Linked DNA regions of Homo sapiens: region 1 is linked to region 2. Evidence: chromatin contacts called from ENCODE Hi-C or POLR2A ChIA-PET data. All regions are on one chromosome and are shown on one strand. Each heading gives the region's core, a stretch centred on a gene start or an enhancer-like site at or near the end of the contact. The rest is flanking DNA. Distances are from core to core; before and after follow the strand shown.

The links. A loop is a pair of places that touch in the nucleus more often than their neighbours do. ChIA-PET counts read pairs that join two places held with the same protein, here RNA polymerase II (POLR2A). Pooled maps may share reads with other maps.
Region 1: a pooled map shows a loop between it and region 2 (2.4-fold over the local background). The contact joins two enhancer-like sites. A Hi-C loop is called at or near these places in 3 of 50 pooled maps. POLR2A ChIA-PET finds 5 or more read pairs at or near these places in 2 of 52 experiments (OCI-LY7 and common myeloid progenitor, CD34-positive).

What each region holds. Positions count from the first base shown.
Region 1 is chr9:90,958,392-90,962,826 of GRCh38, reverse strand. All of the region lies in intron 1 of LOC105379829 (a long non-coding RNA gene), which reads left to right. Among named protein-coding and RNA genes, the nearest start is that of LINC02957, 36 kb to the left of the region's middle. Within about 2 kb of position 1,729, at least 2 of the 41 ENCODE cell types and tissues checked have a DNase peak (open chromatin) inside an H3K27ac peak, as active enhancers do.
Region 2 is chr9:91,299,732-91,304,560 of GRCh38, reverse strand. All of the region lies in intron 4 of AUH (AU RNA binding methylglutaconyl-CoA hydratase), which reads left to right. Among named protein-coding and RNA genes, the nearest start is that of AUH, 60 kb to the left of the region's middle. Within about 2 kb of position 3,105, at least 11 of the 41 ENCODE cell types and tissues checked have a DNase peak (open chromatin) inside an H3K27ac peak, as active enhancers do.

The DNA.
Region 1 (4,435 bases), core at 480-2,979, 340 kb after region 2:
CCCTGCTCTCAGAGCTGCTTAGGGCAGCTGCTCTGAGAAAGAAATGATAGCTGCTATGATCTAAATGTTTGTGTCAATCCAAAATTCACAGGTTGAAATCCTAACCCCTAAGGTGAGGGTATGAGAAGGTGGGGCCTTTGGAAGGTGATTGGGTCACCAAGGTAGAACCCTCATGAATGGGATTTGTGCCCTTATACAAGAGGCCCAAGAGACACTGCTCACCTTTTCTGCTATGAGGGGACACAACAAGAAGATGTCTGTCTATGAGCCAGGAAGTGGGCCCTTCCCTGACACTGGATCTGCTGGCATTTTGATCTTGAACTTTCAGCCTCCAAAACTGTGAGAAATAAACTTCTGTTGTTTATAAGCCACCTACCCAGGTTATGGCATTTTGTCACAGCAGCCTGAATTGACGGAGACAACAGCTGACGCAGGTGGAGAATGCAGGCTGGTTCTTGTGCATTGTGTCTGGATAAGGCTGTGTATGCAGAAGGCATGCCAGGAGTTCCATGTGGGAAAAGCGTGGCCGCTGGGACCCCAGGCTCCTCTTCACCTCCTTCTGGTCACCTTTTCTACCCTCCCCTGGTGATTCTGTAGTAATTAAGCACCAACTGGGGAAAGTGGTAGTGGGTCTATTCTGGGACTGTGAGGAGCAGGAGAGACAGCAGCCTCACTGAGAGAGTTGGGGACAGATAGGGGATTTGCTTTCTGAAACGGGGTTCCAGAGAGGCAGCACCCCATTGTGTGATGCGCATGGATAGAGTGAGGTACAAAATCTGTTTTTTCCCTGGCTTTTTCACACTTGAATCAGTCATGAGTGGCTTGTGACAGAGGTTGCAGAGAAAAATTTAAACAACAATTTCATCCAAGGTAAAGCAAATCCCCAAATCTGTAGGATGATGGGCAAGGGACAATAGTTTAAGAAGTCCATGAAGTAGCAGCAAGGATGGAAAGGAAGAACAGTGTGCAAGCTCAAGCCCTCTGGGAGTGTGCAGCCTAGGGGATGGCCCACCCAGACACCCAAGGCCAGGGAAGGGTGCGTCCTGAGAAAGTGCCCATGTTCACGGGGTCCGTGTGAAAGGAGAGAAAGCAGCCCCTTTAAACAAACACATGACCTGCTTTGTATTGTGCTGTGTCAGCGACGACAACCCAGACGACCTGGCTTCCAGCCAGCTGTCTACGTGGGGCAGCTCCCAGCTCTCCTGCTGGGACCATCATGCCCAGAACCTGCAAAGCGGGTGCTTGGGGCCGCATGGTCATGCTGTCGGCAGAAACGCTCCAGGGCCAAGTGTGCTCTTGTTTCAAAATTTGGCTCTTAGAAAAACTATGTGACTCAGCAGGATCCAGACAGAGAAAGTCATCATTGCCCTACTTGTAGATGGGCAAGGCACAGAGGTGTTTGCCAAAGTCAATTTTGTGGGTCCATGAAAATGACCAGCAGATCTTCTCATGATTGTAGACATGCCTTAAAGGCAAAGAGTGGAGTCCCCCTCCTTAAAACTTCCTTAGGGTAATGTCTGCCACCTCTCCTCTTGTGTGTTTTGGGTGGTACTCAGGCGCACACATGGGCCCCATTTCACGGGTGAACATGGAAGAAAGGACATCTGAGGAAAGGACATGGTTACTGTGGTTGCAAAATGCCACAAGCTCAGTGGCATAAAACAACACAAATGCATCATTTCACAACTCCACCGAGAATCCAGGTCACATGGGCCCTTTGCTTAGTGTTTCACAGGCTGAAATTGTGAGGTGGCAGATCTCTGCTCCCTCGATAGCTGTGGCCTAGGGGGCACTCTCCGCTCCTAGAGCCACCCCATGGGTAATTTACAACATGCTTCTTCCTCCTTTACCCAGCCCAGCAGGAATGCCTCTGTCTGGCTTTCTCCTGTGCAGTCAGCTGGGGAAAATTCTGTGCATTTAAAGACCTCACATAATGGGATCAAACCCAGCCAGGACCGTCTCCCTGTTGCCCACCGTGGTCACAGGAATGATGTGCTGTCAAGTCCCCAGGGGACCTGTGCTTAGGGGAGGAGATTTCACAGGCAAGCACACCAGGGTTGAGGGCCTTGGGGTCCACCTTAGAATCCTGCCTACTACAGGTGCCTGATGCAGGAACAGGGTTTCAGCCATCATTCCCTCAGCTATGATGGCGCTGTTCTATCTTTTTATCCAGTATACCTGGGTTCAGCTGTTTGCACCTCCAAACATCCAATCACTGTTTTCACATTTTTGAGTTTTATGGAATGTGGACAAACTGGAGATCTTTTGTGCTCAGAAAACATTTCAAATTTCTGCACATCACCTGGCCCTGTGTTTATGTGGGGCTTTGCTCTGTCACATTCTAGAAAGCTCTGAGCCCCTGTGTCAGTTGCCGGCCCACCTGACTCATGGTCCTGCTCCTCCTCACAGCAGGGTGTGGACTCAACAGACCCAGAGTTCCCTCCTGGGACCCTCCTTGGGCCCCAGAGGTCCCCATTGTTTCTGCAAGGGTAAGGGTGGATTGACCCACAGTCTCATTTCTCAGTGATGGAGTAGGGAGAGAAGCCTGCCCCACATGGGTTTAAAGACATGATGGGAGCCCAGGCATGGTGCCTCATGCCTGTAACACCAGCACTTTGGAAGGCTGACGTGAGGATCATTTGAACCTAGGGGTTTGAGACCAGCACGGGCAATATGGTGAGACCTCATCTCTACAAAAAACAGGAAAAAATTAGCTGGGTGTGGTGCTGCACACCTGTAGTCCCCACTACTTGGGAGGGTGAGGCAGGAGGATCACTTGAGACCAGAAGGTCGAGGCTGCAGTGAGCTGTGATAGCACCACTGCACTCCTGCCTGGGTGACAGAGAGAAATCCTGTCTAATAAAAAAAAGAAAGAAAGAAAGAGAAAGAAAGGAAAGAAAGAAAGAAAGAAAGAAAGAAAGAAAGGACATTTTGAGGATTTAATATGTTTCCAACTAGTCCTTAGCCATGAGTTTTTCTCCAGCCTCTGAAAGAACACTTAATAAACACTGTATTGATTAACTATAATTTGTTCCAATTCCATAAACTATACATAGAATCAGATGTCTTTTTTTTTTTTGAGGAGTCTCACTCTGTCACCCAGTCTGGAGTACAGTGGTGTGATCTCGGTTCACTGCAACTTCCACCTGCCGAGTTCAAGCAATTCTCCTGCCTCAGCCTCCTGAGTAGCTGGGACTACTAGCACATGCCACCATGCCTGGCTAAGTTTTTGTATTTTTAGTAGAGATGGGGTTTCACCATATTGGCCAGGCTGGTCTCGATCTCCTGACCTTAAGATCCACCCACCTTGGCTTCCCAAAGTGCTGGGATTACAGGCGTGAACCACCACACCCGGCCCAGATGTCTCTCTTGTAAAAGGGAGTGCTCTGGAGCTGACATAGAAAGATTCTTCTTTTGGACTTTATGGCAGCTACGGAGTCCAACGTTTGCTATGCCAGCATACCAACTTTATCCTCAGTCTAACATTTTACCTGAAATAGATTCTTCCTCTATAATCTTATAAAGAAAATTTTATATCACTACTGAAGGCGTAGGTTTGCTATACCAGTTCTATTGTTTATAATATGCTCTAAAATAGATATACAGTTCTTAGGGTATAATATTTGTCAGTGTAACATCTGAAACATTTTGGGAAACCTTACTTTAATATGAAGAATAGATTGGTTTCAGCAAATTTCACTAGGAAAACCCCATATAGTTGTATTTCCTTTGCTATATCTAGGGCAATTTGTTTAGAAAGTATTCCAGTGAAAGTTATTCTCGTGGAAGAATAAGGTCATACTGACCTTGGGTTCCTTCCCAGCTCCTAGCATTTCCCTCCTTGCCGAGCAGAATTGGAACTAGGTATTTTCAAGAGACCCATACTGTGACACTGACAAGAGATGTGCACTTGAGGCCCACTGATGTTCCTGATGTAAAGGCTGTCTCTGTTGTTGAGGAAATGGGCCTTTTACACACTGAGCTATCATGCAGGTGATTGGGAGTTTCATTGCTGATTGAAGATCTGGGTCCTTTGTGCTGTGTAATACATTCCCAGCCCTTGACCCCCTGACTTGCCTCTGTTACTGTCAGCCCTTGCCTTTCCCCAGGCTGGTGTGGGGACTGCCTCCTCCCTTGTCTAGTAGGACACCTGCTTGGCATGTCCACTCTCAGGTCTCCCTGAGGCTGCTCACAGGTGCTGGGGGTGGTGCAGTTCCTGCCTGGTGGGGCTGGCAGGGTGTCCATGTGGACGATAAGAACTGGGCCCAAGGGCATTAGCTGAATGCCTCCAAGGAGGAGAGGAGGCCTCTGTAGGTTTGAGCAATGACTGTGCTGACAGCAAACACAAACCTCCTCTAGGTGCCTCAGTCCTCTCAAGAATTCATACTCACTGTTTTGTTTAGAAGGCAAAAATGCCAACCAGGTCAAGGTTCCG
Region 2 (4,829 bases), core at 1,856-4,355:
GGTGCTGTTAAGAGTTAAGGAAGGTACTTTCTGCCTTCATCATTGAGTATAAAATCTGCAGCACTGCAGTGAGGCTGTCCTCATGCTGTTGCCACTCATGGTCTTACTCTGCATCACTCGCAGTATTAGGGAGGAGTTGGACCCTATTCCATGTTGCCCACATGCCTTTGGTTTTAGCTAAATCGAGGATTGATTACTTATTTTATGCTGTTTCTAGGCAGTTTTTCTCTTTTTTTCCTAGTAAAAAAGTAAATTTAGTCCTCTTTTCTGTGTGAATCCATACAGCCTGAAATTACTATGACAGGCTTGTATAAAAAAGCATGTGAGAGGGAATGCTAGCTTCCAGCAATTTGTTCTTGGTATAATGACCCTTTCTGTAAGGAATGTTGCTGCTCTTCATCTGTTAGTTTTTCTTCACAACAACTTGTAGAATTTTTCCATTTCATTTAGATTTTAACCTAGTGCTAGAATCGAAGTGTCATATTTAAATACTGTTACTTTTGGCTTTTGGATATGTGTTCCTTTTAAGGTCTGTGGTGCCTGAGACTTCTCACTTTGAACTCCCATCTCTCACCTGTGGTATTATGTTTGCAGCAATGACCCTGGTGTGGGCCTCCAGGGAGCAACAGCCCAGCCAGCCTGCAGGCCTCACTCAGGGCTTGTTTTGTTATTGTGATTTTTTTTAAACCTCAGTGATGGGAATGGGAGAATATACATTAGGATGAAGGTAAAGTTTTAGCCAAAATGAAAGATAATTAGGTATTTATTGTAATTTTCAGTTAACTTAGATTTTATTTCTATTCTTCTTGAAAGATTTTAGTATTCAGACTTCCAGCATAATGCTACATAGGGCCTTTCCCTTGAAATGCTTGATTTCACTGCTTTCTGTAGGAACACTATTCTTCAAGCAAAACCAAATTTAAAAATCCTGTGGGGCTGGGCGCAGTGGCTTACGCCTGTAATCCCAGCACTTTGGGAGGCCGAGGCGGGTGGATCACGAGGTCAGATTGAGACCATCCTGGCTAACACGGTGAAACCCTGTCTCTACTAAAAACACAAAAAATTAGCTGGGCGTAGTGGCGGGCACCAGTAGTCCCAGCTACTCGGGAGACTGAGGCAGGAGAATGGTGTGAACCCGGGAGGAGGAGCTTGCAGTGAGCCGAGATTGCGCCACTGCACTCTAGCCTGGGCGACAGAGCAAGAGACTCCGTTTCAAAAAAAAAAATCATGCGTCTGACACTAACATTTTCCTTTAATAATCAAATTGTTCATATTTTTCTAGAAGCATCAAATAACCTACATTATGTGTTGTATTTATCTGAGAATCGAAAGTAGATACTTTAATTTTCCCCACTTTCATAGTCCCTTGAGTCTAATTATCGTAGGCTGCAGGTCCTACAGACTACTGAAGTGAACCAGGGGCCTGCCTTACAGTTGCTTTTTTCCCTCTTAAAATAGCAAACTGTTTAATTGTTTGCTTTAATTATATTTTTAGGAGCATTTCAAAGGATTATTATCTTCTTTGTCATACCTGGCTCATTTCCTGGTACGAAACTGAAAATAGTATCTGATCCTATTGGTTGCATAACATACTGAGTCATAATTTCTTCCTCTTGCTGTTGGGAATAGCCATTGCTCGTTGGATTCGCAGTTCCTGTTTCATTTATTTGTGCTTATATACAACTGTCATTTTGCTATTCCTTTAGATCTTTGAAATTCATAATCTACCTTTCTAAAGGTGTATTTTATTGAGTTCCTGCTATGATTATTAACATTTTTTTTCCTTTTTTTTGAGACAGAGTCTCACTTTGTTGCCCAGGCTGGAATGCAGTGGCACGATCTCAGCTCACTGCAACCTCTGCCTCCAGGGTTCAAGCAATTCCCCTGCCTCACCTTCCCAGTAGCTGGGATTACAGGCACGCACCACCATGTCTGGCTAATTTTTTTGTTTGTTTGTTCGTTTGTTTTTTTGAGATGGAGTTTCACTCTTGTTGCCCAGGCTGGAGTGCAATGGCGCGATCTCAGCTCACTGCAACTTCCACTTCCTGGGTTCAAGCGATTCTCCTGCCTCAGCCTCTTGAGTAGCTGGGATTACAGTCATGTACCACCACGCCCAGCTAATTTTGTATTTTTAGTAGAGATGGGGTTTCTCTATGTTGGTCAGGCTGGTCTCAAACTCCTGGCCTCAGGTGATCTGTCTGCCTCAGCCTCCCAAAGTGCTGGGATTACAGGCGTGAGCCAATTTTTGTATTTTTAGTAGAGATGGGGTTTCACCATGTTGGCCAGGCTGGTCGCCAACTCCTGACCTTAAATGATCCACCTGCCTTGGACTCCCAAAGTGCTGGGATTACAGGCATGAGCCACACTGCACCCGGCCCCCTCTTTGATTATTAAGTGCTCCCAAGTAGAAGAAATACTAGATGTAAAGAAACCACATATATCAGACTGGCATGTGCTTTGAGATGATGCATACTTTCCTGGATAAAATTTACTACGACAGACATCTTTTAGGGAATAATTAGGATGATGTATAGCCTTAGAATTTATAATATTGTAAAATGACTAATATTTAATTACCCATTGAATACGAATTAAGCTGTTTTACTTAATTCTTTAGTTAGAAACATTTTATAGACAGCTTTCTACAAGGCTAATTTATGTTAATTAATAATTTAAAGTTCCAGTGCTTAACCTATTTAATAATATGAGAATTAGTATCCCATTTTTCTTGTTCTTTTTGTATGTGGAACCCAAATTTCTCATCATTTTGTGTTACGTATTTCTTACAAATTGTAAGGCATATGGTGCCTGAGACTTGCTCTTGGAGCTCCTGTCTTCCATCTGCAGGCCCTGGTCCTCACCTCTGGTATGTCTCTTGGCACCTAGGCTGGCTCTTTTTGCAGTGACCCTGGTGTGGGCCTGCACAAAAGGAAACAAGCCCTGGAATTGTTAAGCTTCTCAAGGGCACACAATTTTCATCCTCTTTAGAAACATAATTTCTCAAATTCTTTCTTAAAAAATCAAGACGAGGTCTCACCATGTTTCCCAGGCTGGTCTTGAATTCCTGGGCACAGGCAATCGTTCGTCCTTGGCCTCCCAGAATGCTGGGATTACAGGCATGAGTCACTGTACCTGGCTCAAATTCCTATTAGACTTAAAAATAGTTTTTATTAATTCCAAAAAGTATAAACTTATTGGAGAAATAAGAAAGATGCATTTATCACTCCAGAGATTCCAAGGGTTTTAAGAGCTGTGTGTCTGGAAACAGGGATGAAGACCAAATATGTATTTCATAATATCACGGCCTCCAGCAGCTACTTGCTGAGTGACTTCAGCACTTACGTAGCAGGGAGGGAGCACCCACTCTTTCTCTGCTTCTGCTCTCTCCATCTTAGAACTCTTGGCAATTTTTCTTTTCTTTAGCTCCATAGGACTGCATATGTTTATTTCTTTATTAAACAAAAGAAGTTAATAAAAAAAAGAAAAGTAGGCAAAATACCAGGATTAATATAATAAAGGAGGAAGAGGCAGTGAAAAACCGTGAGGTTTGTCCCAGATTAGTAAGAACGTTATTGAGTAGCATTGATGTGATGTTAATTTTTGTTTCATATGGGCTGTATGGTAATGAATGTTCTGATAGAAAAGGTTATGCACAGAGTGCCATGTAAGCATAGAGGAAGGGACATTTGAGCCTCGACAGACAAGTAGGGGCTAGCTAGGCATTCTAGGCAGAGCTGCACCTTGTATACAGATATTGAGTCTTGAATGGAGACTTTTGGAGCTGTTTTAAGTAGTTTGGGGCTGGAACAGAATATCTGAGGTTTTGGAAGAGATTAGGCAGGTGTGCAGAACTTAGTTCCAGGTGCCTTCCTGTGCCATGCTAAATGTTTACACCATTTCTATCCTGAAGGTAGAATAAATCATTGAACAGTTTTAAATAGGGGAATAGCATGACTGTGTTTACATTTTAGAAAGATTACCCTACAGGAAAGGTAGAAGATGCATAGAAGGGTGGCAGATTGCAGGTGAAGGAGATTAATTAGGTACTTCCTGCTGGTGAGAAATGATGGGACCCAGAACTTGGGTGGTAGAAAAGGGCATTGGCAAGGAGGACATCTGGGATGACTTCTGAGTGTCTTGAGTAACTTGATGAATGGAGGTGCTACTAACTGAAATACAGCCTAGAAGAAGGATTGAGAAGAAATGGTTTGGACACATGAAGTATTTAAGTGGGTATGTCCAACAGGCAGGGGGCTGTTTGGGTTTGAGGTAGAGATCTGGAAATCATTGGTGGTAGTATAGGTGGTAAAAGTTGTGGATGAGAATGAGATCTCCTGGGAAGAGCTTTTATTGAGAGGGGAAGAAGGCTGAGAAATTACCAGAGGTAGATGGAAAGGCAGGAAAAATGAGGGACCCAGCAGGCAGTGAAGGGAGGAATACAAGGAGGGAGTGTCCAGGATGGATGTCTCTGATCTTTTGAGGCAGTACATTTAATAGGTACTGAATATTGTCCACTGGCTATAGGACAATCTTATAATGTCATTGGTAACTGGAACAAGAATGGTCTTGCTTGTTTGGAGGTGAATGGGTATGGTGGCATGGGTTTACTCTACTCCTCTTAGAAGCTGGTCTGTAAAGGAGGTGAGCTGGAGGGCCTTAGCAAGGCCTAAGGAAGGCTTCTGACGGGTGAGACTTGAGGTTGGAGAGATAGTAGGTTGAGGAGGTCTAGAAATAAATGATCTCTAGACAGGTTTTTAGGAAGGAAGAGGAGTTGAGAGTCGGTAACCAAAGTCATTACATTCTACTTGTAGTAGCTCAGGATGACCTTG